Linked DNA regions of Homo sapiens: region 2 is linked to region 1. The links are chromatin loops, found by intact Hi-C in ENCODE. Cell type or tissue: IMR-90. All regions are shown on one strand. Each heading gives the region's core, and the rest is flanking DNA. Links, peaks and the distances in the headings are about the cores only.

Region 1 (10,225 bases), core at 1,241-9,240:
TTATTACCCCGTCTGTGCCTAGAATGGGCCTATAAGCGCCACAATCAGAATCATTAGATATAGAAATTAAGAGAAATGTAGCCTCCTTTTTTTTGCCGGTGAACAGAGCTTTGGTTAACAGAAAACCAAGGCGATTTTAATTGCTGGTTTTTCTATTTGAAGGGGGAAGTTATTAGTAGAAGTCTCAATTCAGAAACTTCAAGAAGAAATGGGAGGGTGTGGTGAGGGTAAGCGGGGGACTGCATTTCCTGTTTTCCTTTCAGATGGTGTTGGAAAACATTGCAGGAAAACCATGGATACCCACGAAGAAATTCCAAAATTTATTCTTTTTGACGCCAAGGGCCCAGCCCAAAAGGTGACGAGTAGGAGTGGTCAATTTTTTTTTTTAAGAGTTGGGGCTTGCAGGAGTCCAGCTAAACGCTTGTAGGGTGAAGACAGAATTCAGAGGGTGACATCAGCCTGAGCGGGGGCCAGAAGAAACAGAGTGGAGGAGTCTGGTTTCATTTACAGTTTTGGGTCAGTTCTGCAGTGAGGAGGGGGAGAGGAGGGGTCCGGGAGGGAGGAGGAGGAGGAGGAGGAGCTGGAGGAAGCCCTGACTGGTATCCCTGGCCCCAGTCCAGTTTGGAGCTCAGTCTTCCACCAAAGGCCGTTCAGTTCTCCTGGGCTCCAGCCTCCTGCAAGGACTGCAAGAGTTTTCCTCCGCAGCTCTGAGTCTCCACTTTTTTGGTGGAGAAAGGCTGCAAAAAGAAAAAGAGACGCAGTGAGTGGGAAAAGTATGCATCCTATTCAAACCTAATTGAATCGAGGAGCCCAGGGACACACGCCTTCAGGTTTGCTCAGGGGTAAGTGTGATTTCTCTTCTGTTTTTCCAGGTTTGGGGCTAGAAGGAAATGCTCTTAACCTGAAGTGATCCTTTCTAGGTAGCGTTAGTGGCTCTTACGTTCATGCTGATCGCCAGTTTTCTGTACATGTTTTAGGTCTCTGGAAGATTCCGCTGATTTTTCTTTCTCACTTTATGGCAATGGGATTTCCTTAAATTGGTTAAGGTCATGATTGCCTAAGAGTGTGAGCACTTTTCCACCGCGTGTCTGTGGCTGCTACACGCGCCCTGTGCATTCCGGGCGGCAGTGTGTTTCGGCCCATGATTTATTTAAGTTACTGCCGCCTTCTAAAACCCATTCGGGATCCGCTTTGTTTGCAGAAGCGTCTTTGCTGAGGACTAGCATAGCTCCCTGCCGGGCGGCTCCGCTGGGAGATGTTCTCTGAGCTCTCTGGGTGGTGACACTAGGTCAGGGTGCAACAACCTGCATGGGTTTTCTGCCCAGGGCCGCCCATGGGAAGGTCCTGGTGGAGCACATTTGCTGCTTTCACAAGATTGGAGTAACTCTGGTGCTCAGGATCAGGGCCAAGTAAAGGGTCGCTCAGTCATTGCCGTCAAGCTTTCGTCTTTCCAGGAACCTGAAGTCTCTATTGGAGACTTTGTCCCTTGGGGTTGCTTAAAGGAGTTGCAGGGGTCAGAGGAGAAGAAGGAATTGGGCATTTGGGCAGCATGCTGAGTGTCTAAGGCAGGGCCCCTGGGGCTGCAGGGCCAGCCCATGCTGCACAGAGGTGAGGCCAGTGCCGAGCTGGGAGGCCCCGAGGGCTGTTCTCTGGCCCGGAGGATGCAGGGTGGGGCTCGGGCCCTCTCTTGCTGAGGATGGACACGTTCGCTGACAGTGGCCAGCCTGTTTGGGGAACCTGTTTCAAGGGGCCTACTATGTTGGATAATGAACGGGTATTGAAGTATGGGTGGGGTCACTGGGAGGGACTAGGGAGTGGTTAAAGAAAAATCTGCTTCCACAGGAAGCCCCAGGAGCCAGTTTCGAGGCCGGTGCAGACCCCAGGAGCAAACCCCTCTGAGCACAGGGGAGTCTGCTGTGCTGGATGGGGAGGCAGGGCTGTGGCCCCGGCTGACTGGCTTCTCTCCCCACATACAGCTCACCCCGGCGAGGACCACAGGGTGCTAGAGCTGCAGGGTGCTCAGAGCTCACGGGGATGGTGGATGCTCAACCTGGGATCCCCCAGCTCCCCAGGGTCCCATTCTTAATGCTGTAAAAAACAACCGAAATGGCTTTAAAATCAAAGTTACATTGCTCCTAAGCAAAACTATATTGAAAACTGAGTGGGTGGCCGTTGATGACATTACTGGGACTTCTGAGGTTTTTGTTGGGCTAAAGATAATGGAAGAGATTTTTGGTCAGAAGCCACTGATGCAGTAGTTTCCTGGTTTTCAAAATGAGCAACCAGGGGCTCTGAGATGCGGAATTCCTTGCCCAGGCCAGGGAGCGAGTGCCTGAGATGGCAGTGAAATCCTTCCCCATTGAAGGAGAGCAGACAAGCCAGTGACGGAGGATCCCAAATAACTCACATCTCGTTGGGAAAACTGCTTTGGGCTCACTAAGACTCTACCAATGAACCGAGAAAGAAGGGAGGTGGACCGTGGGGCGGGGGCATCGGTTCCGTGACCGGAATACCGGGGCTGGCCGCCCTGCTCAGGCCACCTCCTGGGGGTGGAGGGCGCTGAAGGAGGGGACCTGTATGCTCTTCTTTCTGAAGTGGGCTTGTAGCTGAGGATGAAAGCCTGGGTGGGGAGGCGTGGCTTTTACAAAGATCAGGATGTAGGAACAGCTGCCTGTCTGGACTTCTTTGTTTAGGGGGTTTCTTGCTACCCAGAGGTTTAGTTCTCTCCTTTCCTCACTCATGGTCGAGAGAAGCCAGGAAGCAGACACTGAGTGGAGCAGAGGGCTTGGGAAGGAATTCCATGTTGGGGTGAAGTGAGGCTGTCCTGGCTTTTCCTATCCAGGCATTGGAGGGTGTGGCTACAGCACCTTTCTGGGAGGTGGCTGGGGAAGCCTCTAGAATGTTAGCCCTTGGCCCCGCTCTTTCCCTGCTTGGCAGGGAGCGTGTTCCACCCCACTATAGTTGTGGCCCACAGGTGAGGGGACATGTGGCAAATGTCCAAACCTGGGGTCTGAATGATATTTTTGATACGAGGTAGGCACCTTTCTGAAAAATTGTCTTTACTTCACACTTCATTTTATTTCTAAAGCATTCAGGACTCAGCAAATTGCACTGACTTTATCATCAGTGCCTTTTGTGATTTCCTATCCTAGAACTTAATACGTCCCCGATGAGAAAGTAGGAAGAAGCTCCTCTCTTCAGTCGATTGTTGATTTATGGTTCCAATGAGGCTGCTCATCCTGACCTTAGTTTCAGGAACGGAACCCATAGACCTGGATGCCTAAAGCCAGCTTGAAACAAGACCGCCTTCTTTGGAAGCTTTGGAAGCTGGCAGTGACTTTTTGCCAGCGAGGTTTCATTTGTTTCCTTGCTCAGAGTGTTCAGACAACTGGATCAAGCGTAGTCTTCACCAGCGGTTGATATCACCTCCCACTTATATGTGAAATTCCATGTTTAGGACTTAAAATTCACCGGCAAGTCGTGAATACTATTGCGTGACACTTCCTTGCAGGCGCAGTAACAGCTTTAGCAAAAATTTTTATTTGAAAGTTCAGTTTTGTCACTGCTCTTTTTGGAAGAAGCTGAAAATCTGCTATCTCTTGGGGGAAGGATTGCAGGCGGTTTCCATCTGACAGGGATGTTGTGTACCAGGCAGCTTTTCCACCCTGACTTACGGGAGCAAACTTTTCATGGTGTCCTGGCTGCAGCAAGCAGGCAGTAAAAAACACATCACTGCTACATAAATAGCTGACGATTTGAGGAGGGACCTGACATTTAAAGAAAATCCTATTAGCTCTAGCTAAGAAAATGAAAGCCGCAAACCCTCCAAATTTTAAAGTGGGGGAGCTTTAAAGTTTCCTACTAATTCAGACAGCCATGAACTAGACAAGAATGGTTATCTTCATTCTCCCGTTTCTAGATACAGCTTCTCTGTTTCCACTGTAAAACTTCAGTGGAATTCAGTGTAAAAATTCAGTGCAAAGAAAGGACAATCCTATTCTTTAAATAAAACATGTTGCTTGCCCCCTCTAATGTGTGGTCATGAATGTCTTATTTCCAGGGAGTATTCCACAGGTCCTGATTTTGCAGAGATATTCCCTTCAACAATTCACTTTGTTAATTTTGAAAAATATAATTTTTAATACATTCTGGTCTTATAGTCCATTTTGGGAAAGAGATGAAATTTTGAGGGCTGGGCACTGTGGCTCATCTCTGTAATCCCAGCACTTTGGGAGGCTGAGGTGGGCGGATCGCTTGAGCCCAGGAGTTTGAGACAAGCCTGGGCAACATAGGGAGACCTTGTCTCTACAAAAGCGTTTTAAAAAATTAACCAGGCATGGTGGCATGTGCCTGTAATCTCAGCTACGAGGCTGAGTTGGGAGGATCACTTGAGCCTGGGAGGTTGAGGCTGCAGTGAGCCGTGACTATGCCACTGCACTTCAGCGCCTGGGCGACAGAACCAGACCCTGTTTCAGAAAAAAAAAAAAAAAAAAAGAAAAGAAATTTTGAGTTAGCACGTTCATCCTGGTCTGTTTTTGAAAAGGCAGTTTGGTTTTCTTTCCTCTAGAGGGAGGTGTATCTCTGCGAGCTTCAGAAAAATCTCTGAAGTGGTGCCTGGAGTCTCCCAGGGTGGAGTTTCAGGGTTTGTAGTAACTCAGTGATGACCATCTCAGCAGAGCTTGCGGGCAGTTTTAGGACTGATATTTCAATACATGATTGTCATTATTATATTTATTGTGGCTGTTCATAATAACGGAAGTGTACATACGTTAGAGCTTTGTTTTTCTTCTCTGCTCAGGTGTAAGTGTATTGAGATGAAATTGTGCCATCAAAGGAGGCATCTTTGTTCCCAAACAATTGCATTACAAGGGTATTCAGCAAATAAGACATTTTATAGGAAGCATTTTACCCATATCTAATTACAGAGGTTTAAATGAACAGTCGGGTGCTTGAGAACCAAAGTAGGTTTGCATATTCATGCCATTGCGTATCCCTGTAGAATTACCGGATTTTAGAACTGTAAGGGTGCTCGTGACATGTCCTTTGATACTTTCCCCTAATAATGGACAATGGGTTTTAACATACTTTTAAAAATTCACACAAGCTATGATTATGAATGTCTCGTCTTGAATATTTATTAATACAAATATATATTACTGACTCTCAGATTTATGTCTGTTCGCTTGAGATAACCAGCATTAAGACTCTGAGGGAGACAATTCTAGCTCAGAGCAAAACAAACAAACAAACAAACAAACAAAAAAAACAAAAACCTAACCCTTTGGTTGGTCTTTGTGTTCTCATGTTTACTTAAGTTTAACAAGACCTATTGTGCATCATGGCCTTGAGCCCTGAGGTTCAGGGAGGGGATATATCCCTAATGCTAAATGACGAGTTGATGGGTCCAGCACACCAACATGGCACATGTATACATATGTAACAAACCTGCATGTTGTGCACATGTACCCTAAAACTTAAAGTATAATAATAATAAAATAATAAAAAAAGAGAATACATTCTTGGGGAATATTAAAAAAATGACTAAGACATAGCCCCCTCTCTTCTGGTTGGCAAACATATAATTTCTGTTTGGCTAATTGAAATATCAAAAAAACTACTACCTTGGTGGATGGTTTCTCCACGCCCTTTATGCTTCAGATGAAGAAAGAGAGCTCAGAGAGGTATGCCCAGTGACAGGGCCACAGAGCTAGTAGCAGAATTGTCTGATGTTTCCAATATGCAGACATCTTGGAATCTGGACATTTCAAGGGGGACAAGCCTTTAAGAGTGTATTTTAGGGTGCCATGTGGAGAAAGGTACTCTTCCCATTCCCAGTCTTCCTTGGAGTAGCCTCTTTTAAGTTGATTCAGCAGAGGAGTAACTGTTGCTTAAAAAAATCTGGAAAGAAAAAGGAGAGAAGAAAAAAACAAATACGAAAAGTTCTGCCAAACCTTCTCCCAAAGGCAAATTGTTAGTCTTGTAGGGGTCTGGCTGCATTCAGCATAGTATGATCCTACTGTTCTCCTGAAGTTTAAACTCATGAATTACAGAGAAACATTTGAGAATTGCAAGTGGCCAGGGAAAAGTACAATGGGAAATGTTTCTGTAAAACCCCCTGTGTGTGCTATACATTAGGTTTTCAGGAACCCAGAGCATCAGGAATTGGTCACTGGAAGGAAGAGCTCATGGCTCGGTTTAATTTCAAAATTAAAAATTGAACAGCAGCTGGAGTTGACTCAGATCTCAAGGGAAACCATTCCAGGAAACTGGTTTTTCACTTCTGGAATCTTCATTAGTTGATTCAGCAGCCCAGGGCCGGTACCCAGAGTTAGCGCCAACTCAGCTAAACCCACAGCCGGCCCGGCGGTGCACCAGGGTGCTCTGTTTCTAACTGGGGCTGCAGAAAACCCATCATTCATCAGAGCCCAGGGCAACAGATGGAAGAGAGCAGTCGCAGGACTATGGCCTGTTCGAGCAACAGGCAAGGAGCCTTCTTTTACACAAAAGGGAGGCTGGGAGAGATTGGCCGACCATTGCTGACAGAGGCAGTAAGGAAGTAGAATTTCCCAGGTTACTGCAATAAATCCAGCATGGATGATATTTTATCAGATGTTCCAACTTGATTTTTGAAAAGGTTTCTGTTTTCAAGAATGATTTTATCTTCTCTACTTGATTATAAATTAGACTAGAAAACAGACAAAATATCTAACTTTTCTCTTTACAAAGAGAGCACCTTTCAGCCACTTTAATCATTTACAGTGGAACACCACAGTTTTGGAAAGGTCAGTAGCACCTTAGTTCATTGCCAAGAAGGAAAAGACAGGAATAAGTGCCAAGCTCCAATTTGGATCCAGCAGCGTCACGTGGCAAGGAGTTGGAATGGAGTGGGCATTTGTGCAATATTTCTTGAAGCATTTTCTAATGCACCTTTCTTCTTTAATGTTGAAATGGAACTAGTCTCTGCCTGATGTTTATAATTAGCAGTATAAGTGCAGACAAAATCTTGTCTGGCTGCCGTATATTTCAGAATGTGGAATGTGTTTTACATTTGCATGGTGGCGTCTAGCTTTTCAAATCACACCAGATATGGAACTTTCTGCCTCATGGTTATTATCTGCAATGCTAGGAATATGTTTTAAAGTAATTTTTTCAAATATCTGGGTAATTAATCTGGAGTTTCTTAATTGCCTTTGTAATGGGAAGGAGACCCACCTCTGAGGAGCTTGGCCTAAGCCTGGCTGCAGGTCGGCATATTCTTACAGGTGCTCTCATTCACAGAGGGAGGGCATTGGTAGGGGATGTCCAGGCCTTCTCTTTCTGCATTGCTTTGTTATAATCCACAAGTTGCAGAACAGGTGTTGCTTTGTTAGATTTTACCAGGAAGAGTTGAAGATCTCGAATCCGCTACTCCATATCTAACAAGGACCCCCGTAAGTGACAAAGGACCCCAGTAGGTGACAAAGGAGGTCTAGTTACCCTGCCTGATGAGAAGAGTTTTAAAATGTTGCTATCACAGGATACACATTCAGTTTGAGTCAAACAGATTATTGTTCTAGAGTATTTTCATAGAATAGAAATTCAAAGGCCAGGTGTAGTGGCTCATGCCTATAATCCCAGCACATTGGGAGGCCAGGGCAGGAGGATCCCTTGAGCCCAAGAGTTTGAGACCAGCCTGGGCAATATAGTGAGATATTGTCTCTACCAAAATTCAAAAAAAATTAGCCAGGCGTGGTGGCGCACACCTGTAGTCCTAGCTACTTGGGAGGCTGAGGTGGGAGGATTGCTTGATCTCAGGAAGTTGAAGCTGCAGTAAGCTCTGATCATGCCACTGCATTCCAACCTGGACAACAGAGCTATACTCTGTCTCAAAAAAAAAAAAAAAAAAAAGGGAAAAAAGAAAGAAATGTGAAATCCAAGTTGTTAAATAAACAGTAAAAAAACAAAATTTGCTATATTTCTTTGGAGGTTTCTTGGAGCTCTTCCAAAACATTTTCTTTTGAGGATTCTCCTTTGGGTCTTTCAAACACCAAGAGCATATTAAATTCCACTCTCCTCCTACCCTAATTGCAGGACTTAATAAATCCTTTCTTAGCTTCCTCCCTGAGGAAAAGAACGGGGACTCCTTTCCCAGGATTCGTGCAAAAAGAGAGAGAAAGAGTGAGAAAAAGAGAAAGAAATGGGGCGCTCCTTCTTGCAGTCTAGGAATGGGCGTGGCAAAGGCAAGGGTGGATGAGTGCCTCAAATTTACTGAAATTTGACTTTCTATTTCACAGTCAGTGTGCACGGCTCTCCCACTGTGGTCTTTGACTATTTCCACTGCTCCCATTTTAAACAGGACAATTAGGAACTAACAGAAGTCCCAGAACTTGATAGGAGGGACAGGCTGATTTTAAAAAGCAGTGCTTGGAGAAAACCAAATAAATGACTTCAAAATGGAAGCTCTGGATTTATTTGAGTCTTTGTTTTCAAACTATTTCCTTGTGTGCATGCGTGTGTGTCTCTTTCTTAAAAAAGATTTCCAGACATGGAAAATGAAAAAGGTTTTGAGTAGGCTAAATGAAAACTAATTTACAGAATTGCAAAATAGCTTGGGAAATCATATTCATTGGAATATGATTGAATATGATTTCAGGTTGAAGGGCCATGTAGGGCAATCTTTCTGATGAAAGGTATCCTTTTAAATTTCAAAGGGATAGAAACTAAACGGAAAAAGGCACCTCAAATCCTTTTTAGAATGAGGCAGAGTAAACAAAAAGATGAATAATCCTAAACAGAAAGATGAGAATGAAAATGTGATGAATGTCTCTTATTGAATCTGTTTCCTTTAGGACACAGAATCTAGGATGAAGGAACAGACCCCTTCCAGCCCAAGGATCTCAAGCAGCCAATTCTGAGTCTTTTTTTCATATTTGAAAGAATGATAGTAGACAGCCGACTTCCATTGACATAGAATCTGTGGTGTGTCACCACCAAGGAAGTCTATTTTTTCCCCAAAAGGCATGGGGAGTTTCCTTGAGATCTGGGCCAAATCTGGCACAGCCTCTAGGGTTTCCCGGGGTTCTTCCCATGAGCTTTGGAAATGCTAACTTGGGTTAGGGTTCTGGTTCTATGTTGTTTTTATCTATGTAGCTTTGAACAATCACTTTGCCTTGCTGGGGTTTCAATTTCTCAGCTATAAAATGGAGGGAAATCAGCCATCGGATGGTTGGGAGGAGGGCGTGAAATCCCACCCACAAGACAGAAGCCCAGGAAACGTTACCAGCACTCTCCTCTCTCCTTCCTCCGGGAGGGTGGTGTCGGGGAATGAGCGCGGATGGCTGCCTCATTCCCTCTTGTTGAAGAGGGCGGGTGGTCATCTGGTGAGATGGTGTTTGACATCTTTTAATAATCTAAATGAAAAAGTTCTCCAAAATTTGCTGCCAGGGAATTTCGTTTTTTTATAAATGGAGACTCCAGGACATGACAAACAATAGAAGAGAGTTAATTGCAAACGAAAATATCAGCAAATATTCAACAGCTGGGCTAGGAGCCCACGAGCCACAAGACCTGCTTCCCGCATGATGGCAGGAAAGTGTGTGGGGCCAAAGGCGTTTTTCCCACCTGGGAATTCAGCTCAGTCAAACCATATGGGTTCTGAATCATCAGTGGAGCCTGGATAACGCATTGTCCTACAGGCATTATCTCCCGTCCTTTTCAGAGCTGGAAGGGCTCCTTTCCTTCTCTTCCCTCCCCTCCTCTTCCCTCAATATCTGGATATATTCTGGATAAAATAATTCCTGTGCACAGTGTATTTATCCCATTACTTTGTGTTCCAATGGGAAGTATCTCCACTGAGGGGGCTACTCCTCCAAAGATTCACATCTTGAAAATAAAAATCTTTACATATGATTTTCAATGAACTAAAAGTTCATTTTACTCAGAATGGTTGAAGTAAGTGAGTGATGTCTTAGACTTCCCGGATTTTATTTTGTAACTATTTAGATTGTATTGAGCACTCTGGAAGATGAGAAATGTAATTTTGGAATTGCTCCAGAGTGAGCCCACTCAATGCTTTATATGTGACAGAATCAGTGGATTCAAAGGCTTTCACTGTGTGAGGTATGGGAATGATTAAGAAAACCATTAGCAAAACCTGCTCAAGGCATAATTCACTTGTGCTCTTTGTCAATGCTCCCTGCACAGGTGTCTGCAGCTCTTCCCATCCCAGACTCAACAGTGAGGAGAC
Region 2 (10,225 bases), core at 1,162-9,161, 290 kb after region 1:
GGAGTGTGAAGCTGCACTAGACTAGGGTCCTGGCCCCAAAGAAAACAAGAAGCTGGTTCAAGCCTGGTGCCAACACAAACCCTTTATCTGCCCTAAAAGTGAAGCTGAGGCCACCAGGCTTTCAGGTGGGCTTCAGCAGCCCCCAATGCTGATTCACACCTGCACCAGGCCTGCTGAGGGGGCTGCTGTCCCAGAGAAGGTGCGGCTTCGGGTTGTGCTTTAGTGCACAGACAGCAAGGGTACAACAGGAAGAAAAGACGCTGTAGGGAGAGAAAGAAGACAGGGGAGGGAAAGAAGATTTGATCCATGATTTCTGCCATGCAGTCAGTGCTTCCATACACAGATGTGTGCACACGTATATGTACGTAGGTCTTGATTTATTTGAGTATGAGCACATTTAGAATTTGGATGACACCAGAGTGGCTCAAGGCTTGCACTCCAAACTTGAAAGAAACAAATCTTTTTCTGTGCTAGAAAAATTTAGCCAATTAAACAAAAACACCAGTTCTATCTTTTTTTCTTGTAATGCTGAAGAAATCCATTTTGAGACTTGGGCATTTTTAATTTTCAATTTTCCCAAGTGCAGCAAATTTCTTTTCAGGGATTGACATTAAGGATATGTGGAGTGTCAAAATTCACATACGCAATGGTTCTTCAATTCTATTATGAAGTTAGAAAACAGATGAAGTACTTAGTGCCCCTCCCAATATTTGTCTAGACCAAACTAGACACAAAAAATGACAACAAAATAATTCAATTAACCAATACTTTTGAACAATGGAAAAACCTTCAGTTATTTGTGTTTTTAATTACAGGATGGATTTGTAAATGCCAAAGGTTCTGAATGTATTTTGAAGTTAATTCAATGATTAGTTTCTCCAATAAAACTTTTGCTCCCCTGGCAGACAGGAGCACAAGGAGAAAGAGGACCCTCGCCTTAGGGGTGACAAATGCTGGCATCTACGCACAGCCATTTGCTCTCATTGTCCCTGAGTTCTGGTTTCTCTTACCAATGTTTGCACATCCGAGTTACAGAGAGAAAGAAAGGAAAGCGCTGTAGCAGGAGCCGGGCTGTGATTTAGGCAGATCATATTCAGGTTGGTGTTAGCCAAATTCCATAACACGCAGACCCCTGGAGATAGGAAAAGGAGCACAGATTCCCTGAACAACTGATTCAACACACCAGCTCTGTTTGTAAAGCATTTCTATGCCCATAAACAGACCTGTGGATCTAGCATCCCAGCACTTTTACTTAGATGGAAAAAGTCTATGCTCTCATTCCAAGCAGGCACCTCCCTTCTTTCCTGTCCTCTGAGAAGACACACAGACAAGGGTGCTGGGGTTACAGCACAGGAGAGGTCGGAGGGTGCGTGGCTGGCACGTAACCGTCAGTGACTCTGAAAGGATATCTCCTGTCCGAGCCTTCAGCCTTGCCAATGTGCATGGGGCAAGCCCAGGGACTCTGCCAGCCCCTGGTGAGGGTCTGTGGAGACAGGGCCAAGAAACGGCTAGAACAGCCTCTCAGCCTGGCTGCTGAGCCTTGGTACGAGCAAATGTAAGGGGCGTGTGGCTGGTCCTGTCAGGTCAGCAGCCAGGGGACTCCAGGAGCCTTCCACAGCCAGGGCAAGCAGCTGCCCAAAGCAGAAGACACAGAACAGCCTGCAAGTCTCCTCAGCAGGCAGAAAAGTTGCTCATGGGCCTCTTAGCAAAAGAGAAGATGCTCACCAAATGTGCTGTTTTGGCTGAAGATATGAAAGCAAACCCAGTGTACCTTTGGAGGGAGAATATAGCTTCATGTAAATAGCCAGTAGCTTTCTAAATGTGCTCTCCAGAGCTCTGGGTTTCCTGAAAGTCCAGGAACGAGGCAGGAGCTTGGAGGAAATGTTCTTTGGTTTTCTATGCATGCATTGGTCTCTGAAGGGGCAGAGCAGCTCTGTGGCGCTGGACCCAAGACCTTTGGACCGTGGGTGGGGAGCGCCTGAAAAACAATAGCACGGAGCTGGGCAGAGCTCCCCTGGCCCAGCCGCTGTCTCAGGTTGAACATCTGAGACCTTGTGAAATGTTTGTAGGTAGCCAGATGGCCTTTGAAAGGATCTGGAGAAAAGGTCCCTTACATCAGTGTAAGGTAAACTCTGGGATGTATTTTTCTACCATTATCCCTGAACTCTCAACAAAATTGTATTAAAATATGTAGACTGGTTTCTGCTGTACTATGTTGGATTTGGGAAACAGGAGATGAGGTAGATCAATGTATCTGCCAAGGCCAGGGTGACGGCAGGACCAATGTCACTGAGAGAGCACAGCTTCACAGAGGAGCATGGTTTCATGTCAGGACAGCAGGGTAGCAGGTGATGCTCCAGACACCACTGGGAGACCTCTGTCAGGGGTGCTGTGCTTACAGCAGGCTGGCTTAGTTAGAGCAGTTCAAGGTAGCTCTGGCGGCAAGAGTGATCTGTTATATACAAAATGCGTAGAGATGGAAGGGCAATTAAGATTAAGATGATGACAGGCAAGACAGTTCAGATAGTGATTCTTTTGCTTTAAAGACATTGAAAACAATGGGTTTCCTTTCTAGATATCTTTCTTCCTACTCTAAGTTAAACACCAAAGAACAAATTCAACTGGAGAAGTGCGCCATCAAAGCATGCCTGTCTCTTTTCAGACGTCTGGAACTGGTTGGGGAATCAGGGCTCTGGGGGAGTATGGATGGAAAATCATGCGAGGAGTCATCGGGTGTCTGAGGCTGTTTTTCTAAAACCATAAAGACTTGGGTTCCCAAAGATGGTTTTGGAAGTTGAAGTATAAACCAGCCAAGGCTGTTAGAAGCCATGCTTCAGAGACTAGAAGACACTGTAATTTTTCTGCATCATTTTATAAACACATGCACATTGATTTTTAGGTCTGTCATACACACAGTGGGAGTCAGAGGACCTGATGTCCCCACACCAGAAAGCCAACTTTTCCCACTCTGAATGTCCCCGCATTCTCAGGAACAAACCTGCAGCAATGACCCCGAATGGTTTATCTCAGAGGTTTATTTTGGAACCTGAAGACCAGAAACTAGTTCAGTCCCTGCTCATCTTTCTCGCCCCGAAACCCTCTCCAGAGGAAGAAGAGCCCCCACTCATGTCATCCCCGCACACTGAGGGAGGCTGCGTTGGGCCCATCCCTCCAAGATCCACTCCACCCGTGTGGACTCCTCCAGGAATATTCTTCACAAGAGCAGTAGCTGCTCCTGGGAGTGCATTTTCTCTCAGATGTACCAGTGAGGGTCACCTGCATGAGTGGAAGCAAGACCATGAGATGCAGAGGAGGCAACCAAAGGGCTGCCCTTTTTCTGCACTGGCTCCCTGGGCAGCCTGTGGTGCAGCCCTGCCCTCAGCGGCAGCTCTGAGACATCGGACATTGCCTCTGTCACTTTACAGAGTACAGACTGATTATAGTTCAGGACTTCTCCCTTCTCTCCAATGCAAACAACACACAGAAAAAACGAACGGACTTGCTATTAAGTAAGAAGGAGGGGCACAGATGTAGCTCCCAGAATCAAAGAAAGGGATCTGCATGAGCTTCCAGTGCTGCTGTAACAGCTACTACAAATGCAGTAGCTTGACAATATCACATTTATTTGCTTAAAGTTCTAAAGGGCAGAATTCAAAAATGAGTCTCACTGGGCTAAAGTCAAGGTGTCAGCAGGGACATTTCCTTCTGGAGGCTTCAGCGGAGAATCAGCTTCTTTATCTAGCATGGTTTCGAGAGGATGCCTGCATTCCTTGGCCCATGGCCCCTTTTCTGTCTTCAAAGTGCATTGCTCTGACCTCTACTCCGCTCCCATCATCACGTGGCATTCTCATTTCTCTCTATCTCCTCCTGCCACCTCTCATAAAGAACTCTGTGATTATGCAGATGACCCATGTGGATAGCCCAGGGTCTTCCTTTTTTTAAGACCCTATCCTAGTCCATTTGTGCTGCTGTAACAAAATGCCACAAACTAGGTAATTTATAAATAATAGAAATGTATTTCTCACAGTTTTGAAGACTGGGAAGTCCAAGATCAAGGTGCTGGCAGATTCAGTGTCTGGTAAGAACTTCCTCTTTGCTTCTAAGATGGCATCTTGCTTCTGTATTCTCACTTGGCAGATGGTGGAAGGGAAAGAGGGACGAACACTGTGTCCTCAAGTGGCAGAAGAGATGGAAAGGCACTTTTGTAAGGGCACAGACCCATTCATGAGGGGCTCTGCTCCATGACTTAATCACCTCCTAAAGACCCCATCTGTTAATGTTGCCACATTGGTGATTAAGCTTCAACATATGACTGTTGAGGGGGCACATTCAGGCCATGGCAGATCCTTAACTTAATCACATCTGTAAAGTCTGTTTTGCCATGTAAGGTCTCATAGTTATAGGTTCCAGGATTAGGATGGGGACATCTTGGTGGGCCACTGTTCAGTTAACCATAGGTTCCAAGGTCAGAGATTTCAGGGACTGGACTCAGACACAGATCTCAGAGTCCCTGTTGGCAGGGGTCCCTCTCTTTGTCCCCAGTTTGCTGTTTCTCTGTGCGCGTTCATGATTTACACAGTTCTTGTACCCATTTCAGATTCTCCTGGTCTCATCTGTCCTTGCCGCCAAGATGGATTATCTGCAGGAACTTGGACCAACTTCACGGAACCTTCCTTATGTTCTGTTCATACTGCCCAGACCTGCCCTGGCTTCCCTGTTGCTCCTGAGGCAGAAGAGGCCTTTGGACTTACTCGGCCCCACATCTGTACAGTCCAGAGATGCTGGGGGAATTAACACCACAAAAGGTTGACTTTAGATCAATGTGAGACAAGTATTTCAACTATGATTGTGTATTTGTCAGTGCCTCTTTGTAATTCTGTGAGTTTTTTCCTTCATTTATTTGATAACATACTGTATAATAATGCACATTTTAAATTCTCATGTCTTCCTGGTTAACATTTTTATTTAGTCCTAATGTCGTGGGCTTCTTTGCTGGGGATTATGGTGTCAGCATCCTTTTAGGGATCATTTTTCTGCCTACCACAACTATGATTAACTTTTTGCCAACAATTTTGAGAATATAGGTGAAGTGTGTATTTTCTTGGGAAAAATCTGGTTGCTTATTTTAATTGGTAATACAGTAACACTTCCTTTTTGTTGATTCTTGATCTGGGATGTAAACATTTCTTCTTTCAGTGTTCAAATTTTCTTGTCATTTCATGTTATGTGTTTCTGTTGTAAAGTGTATATATATTTGAATTTTGTTTTATCATCCAATATGAGAGTCTGTTTTGTGAGTTTAGTTTCTTTATATTTATTGAGCGGCCATTAGCTTTGATTACTTGATACTTCCTTAAGTTGTGATTTCTAATGGCCATGTTTCTTTTTCCACATTTTTTGTTTCCTTCTTTTTTCCTTTTACTCCCTTAATGGTTTCAGAGTCACACACATTCTCTTGTCTACTGTATTATGTTCAGTATATTTGGCTCCTCTCTCTGCAGAGCTTCTGCTTCAGGAGGATTAGACTTACTGGCTCTATTGAGCCAGCCATAGCTGACTTTCTCTGGCTGATGAAACATATGTGAAAGTGACGGTGTCACTTCCAAAGAGAAGCAACAAGAGCCAGCACGTGGCTCCCCAGGTCTCTTCTCCCTCTGCTGAGTGGCACAGAGAGGCTGCTGGGTGGCCGGCATCCTAGAGTGATGCTGACAGAGAAGACGGCCTCTGCTGACCCCCAGTGGACAGGCAGCAGAAGCGTAAAAGAAACATTTGCTAGTAGTGTAAAGCACCAAGATCTGCAGGCCATTTGTTAGCGCAGCGTGGCTTAGCTTATCCTGACTGGTATGGTAGTTCCGATAAGCAAGTAGGAGGATTTTAAATGCCTTTATTTCACAATCATCTTAGATTGCTAGTTTAGACCGCTAAACTTTTAAATATAATTCAAGTGCTCTACAATGACTTTTCTGCTTCTAATAAATGTTTGACTATATTAAAATTGTTTATCAAAAATAAATTTGAAACTGTTCAATAAAAAGAGATTGATAGTTTAGATAAGGGTAGGGTTCTAGATTTACAGTGATTTTCATTCATCCCTGAATCTCAAATACCTTTCCAATAGCTACCACTAATATTAACTGTTATGATTACTTATTGGCTGCTTCCTAAGAACCCATCACTTTGCTAAGAGCTCCACATTGTTTTCTCATTTAATCCTCACAACAACCCAATTTAGCAATTGAGGAAACTATGACTTAGTGGCAGTTAAGGAACATATATATGAGCACAGCTAGTCAATATTAATAGCAGAGCAAGAACTCAAAGTCAGGGCTGCCTGATTTCAAAATTGTGTGCCATGCTGTTGTACCAATAAGCCCCTTCCATGGTACTCCACTGAAGAACAATGTGTGCCAATGCAAAGCAAATCTAGATCACAGTTGTTATTTCTATGATCACTCATCAAATATATACTTGCCCCTGTCTCCCATTATGAGTGGAGTCTACTTCCCTGCCCTGTGGGTTTTTCCCTTGTTCCTGTGCTTACACAGAGCATGGGATGTCAGCAGTCTTGTGAGGGGAGGATTGGCACAGGGCTGTGAGGTTTAGCTTGCCCTCCAGTGCATGGCTGATCCACTGGGAGAAGAATGTGGCCAGACAGCTGTGGAGCAAAACTGAACCCAGAATAGAGCTCAGAGTCAAGTCCCCCTGAAGGTTAGGCTGAAGTTGAGCCATCCATATCCTGCCCCATCAGCCAAGCCGTGGCTCTTGTGCTCACCCATGAGCATGAGAATACAGCTTTTTGTTGTAAGCCATTGAGTTTTGCCTCCTTTACAAATGTTATTTTAATTTTTTAAGTAGCACAGTAATGATTATTCCTGTTCCCAAAATGTTTTGTCACATCCTAGATTACTTCTTTAGAAAGATGACTAAGAGAAAAATTACTGGGCCCAGTGAATGGGATTCTTGAGGCATTTAATATGCTCCTTTCATCTGAACGTTTGACACTAAGGATTTCAAGATGTCTCTGTTTTCTTTCTGAAACTTCATGTCTAAGTGATCATTATTATCCATGGCCTCAGGCTCAAGGAAGCTCTCTGATTTCTTTCCTCTGTGTCAGTCGGTGAGAGAACTAAGACCACTAAGGTCACTGGCTTTGCCTTGATGCATCCACCATGCCACTGCGGGAACCTAGGCAAGCAAACACCTCACTTCCGCCATTTACAAAATGGAGACACCCAGCCCCATAGTTTTGCGAGGATGAAGTCACATATATTGAGAACACAGCAGTGTACTAAACTAAAATAAAGAACTTAATTCAAGCAATACATACACAGGCAAAAAATCACCAGCTCTCCGAGTTGGAGTCTCTCTTCCCCTTCTGATGACGAAAGGACTAATGACCACAACCTACTGGTGCACCTGGCATATCCACACCTGACTCCCAGCAGCTGCTGTCAGGGTGGACGTGAAGGCCAAAGGCTGGGGCTGAGCAATTTAGCATGTGGTTCTTTGAGAAATCTCACAAAAGCTTCTTTTATCACTTGAGGACACATCACCATCATCACCATCAGAGATGACCATTAGTTTTCATTAATGGCATTAATATATTAATATATTTCCCCACTTGCTTTACAAAAAATATGGAAGGTAGTTACCAAAAAACATTCAGGAGAAAGAGAATTAAGTACAAGAGCTGGGTGTGTGGGCAGTAAGTAGAGGGAAAGGGGAGCTGGCAAGTTGAACAAGAAGGAAAATGAATGCCACGTGCCTGTGAACAGCTGCTGGGCTCTGTATTCAGTTTGAGCTCTCTACAAGCCAAGGCAAAATGATGGAAGTAACCAATTGTAAGATACACAGTATCCACAAGGCCCTCTCTTGACACCCATATCAGAGAGCAATTTCTCACTTAAAACATTACTTGGTGATACAGGGCACAGCCCTTTCCATATTTCAGTAGAATACACGAGTCGTTTTCTCTGCCTCCTTCTCATACTGTCGCCCCAGAGGCACAGGCCCCAAGCAAGTGCACAGTGAGGGCTGAAATGGAGAGACTGTAAATCCTCAGAGCTGCTGCCCCAAGCATCAGGGTGCTCAAGAATCACTGGGGTCTTGTTAAATGCAGATTTGATTCAGTGTGTCTGGACTGGGGCTTCCAGGCGATGCCCAACTTGTGGTCCAGGAAGCACACTTTGAGAATATTTTTCACAACTGAACCTTTCATAAAACCTGGATACAGAGTGTTTGGGGTTAATTTTCTGATGAGAGCTGGGTGCTCTCACATTCTATGCGGCAGTCAAAGGCAGGGCCACATGGTTTGAATGTGCAGGGCCAACCTAACGGTCTCTGATGATATTAACAGGCTGGACCAGGGCTGGAGCTTGCAGCTAAAGCCACTGCACTTCTCCAAGCAGAGGGGCCATGGCACTGCTCACCCCCTAGCCATTCCCTTATGCCAACACTGCAGGTGACCGGCTTTTATTCTTAGTCGATGTCCAGGATAATTTTGTTAGGTTTTGTATATTTTAATTTTTGCTTAAATTTAGCATACATGTGGATTTGATCATTTAAACTGGTGAGTGACAAGTGTGTGACAAGCCCCTAAAATAACGCCTTGGCTGGGTCTTTTAAATAATTTTTGTTCTCTTCATCCTCACAAAATAACTAATGGGTACTGCGCTTAATACCTGGGTGATGAAATAATCTGTATAAGAAACCCACATGACACAAGCCTACCTATGTAACAAACCTGTACATGTACCCCTCAACTTAAAATAAACGTTAAAAATTGTTCTTAATTATTAGGAATTCAGCCTCTAATTCCCCATAGATTTTCTTCCTTGCCAAGTCTTAGTAAACTTATCCATTCCACTCATATGACAAAAGAACTGACGACTCAAGGGCCAAACAAACTATTTAAAAAGCAAGAACATGAAGAAAACCTTTTTTTCAAAAATATCTAATAACTCAAGAGCACTTCTTCGGCCCTTAGAAAAGACTTATTTAAGCCTTTGAAGGGACTGCGTTTCAGCCAGCAGTGATGGTGATCGGACATTCAAGGAATGAAGTGGTAGGAATGACCCTACACACCAAGTGAGTTATGGCAGCACATTGTAAACAACAAGACACCGGGTGACAGCGAGGAGTGAGAATCAAGCAGATGTTTGGCTCTGGCTAAGCACATGCTTTACACATCTCAACTCAAGAGGGTTTTCAAACACAGCATCAACCCCATGTGTTTGGTTTTCCTTGTCAGAGCCCTTCTGCTATCTTGAGGAAGGGATGGGTGGAAATACAGAAAAGCTGCCCTGCACAGATTCCTGCATCTACATCCACAGCTCCAGTCACATGAAAGACACCAGACGCAGCATCAAAACATTTAGCCAAGATAATGTTGACAATGTAAGATAATGTTGAAAACTAAAGCTTCCTAATCTTTTGAAGTTGGTCCATATTAAATTGCCTCAGGCAAAGTTAAGGCAGTTGAGGCCACACTCCCATATTTCCATTTACATTCTTTGTATTTTATGACAGAAATACATTGAAAATCTTGTTCACCAGTCTGCTAAAAATCAGGGTTATAAGGGGAGACATCCAACAGGCTTAAGGCTCCCAAATGGATTTGGAATTTTTTGGACCTTACTCGATTGACCTCATTCACTGCCCAACCTCACAAACAACCTAATTCAGTTTTCAAACCATGTTATTTAACCGACACAGGATAGCCATGAAGAGGTTCTTATTACCTTATGCATTATTATGCACTGGGCATTTTGCCCTTTGTCCTGAATTGCTCTTCTTAGAGATCAGGTGCAGGTGCACAATTAGGAGAACATTATTCAATCAAAACTGTTTTTGGCAATTCCTCCCATCATGTGACTCACAAGTTAAAAATGGTCCAGTTCCTCTTTCATTTAGAATGAAATCTTTTCCTGCAGCTCCACCCAGGAGAAAAAATCATGATTCACATTCAGGATGCACATATGCTGGTCAGGTGGGTGCACACAACATGCTCATTCAAGTCCACTCATTTCTTAAAAAGATGTCCAAAGACTCCTGGCTTCCCACTATCTCAATTGACCCAGGAGAATGTCATCAATCATTTACATGAATAAAATGTCCACCCTGGTTTTAGCTTGTCTTTAGATATTTGGATAAAACTACACAATCTTTTCCACTAATTTTGAAAGCTTCCTTTACTTAGAGAAGCAACAAATTCAGAGGAAAGTTA

The links. A loop is a pair of places that touch in the nucleus more often than their neighbours do. Peaks named below come from ENCODE experiments on the same cell type or tissue, not always from the same donor. Only the 100,000 strongest peaks of a DNase experiment are listed, where the experiment ranks them.
Region 2: a loop joins it to region 1, with 6 times the contacts of the local background. A loop is called at or near these places in 20 of 110 quality-filtered maps.

The regions. Positions count from the first base shown.
Region 1 is chr2:237,404,570-237,414,794 of GRCh38, reverse strand. It overlaps COL6A3 (collagen type VI alpha 3 chain), which reads left to right and starts at 631. Exons shown (of 44, transcript NM_004369.4): 1 at 631-842. In IMR-90, for the core only: a CTCF peak has its summit at 4,572 (motif pointing right); DNase peaks (open chromatin) are centred at 2,694, 4,584 and 6,304; H3K4me3 peaks cover 5,409 bases; H3K27ac peaks cover 5,588 bases.
Region 2 is chr2:237,117,906-237,128,130 of GRCh38, reverse strand. No RefSeq gene overlaps it. Among named protein-coding and RNA genes, the nearest start is that of COPS8, 37 kb to the right of the region's middle. RefSeq lists enhancers at 1-29, 1,007-1,521, 1,522-2,037. In IMR-90, for the core only: a CTCF peak has its summit at 5,731 (motif pointing left); a DNase peak (open chromatin) is centred at 5,690; H3K27ac peaks cover 957 bases.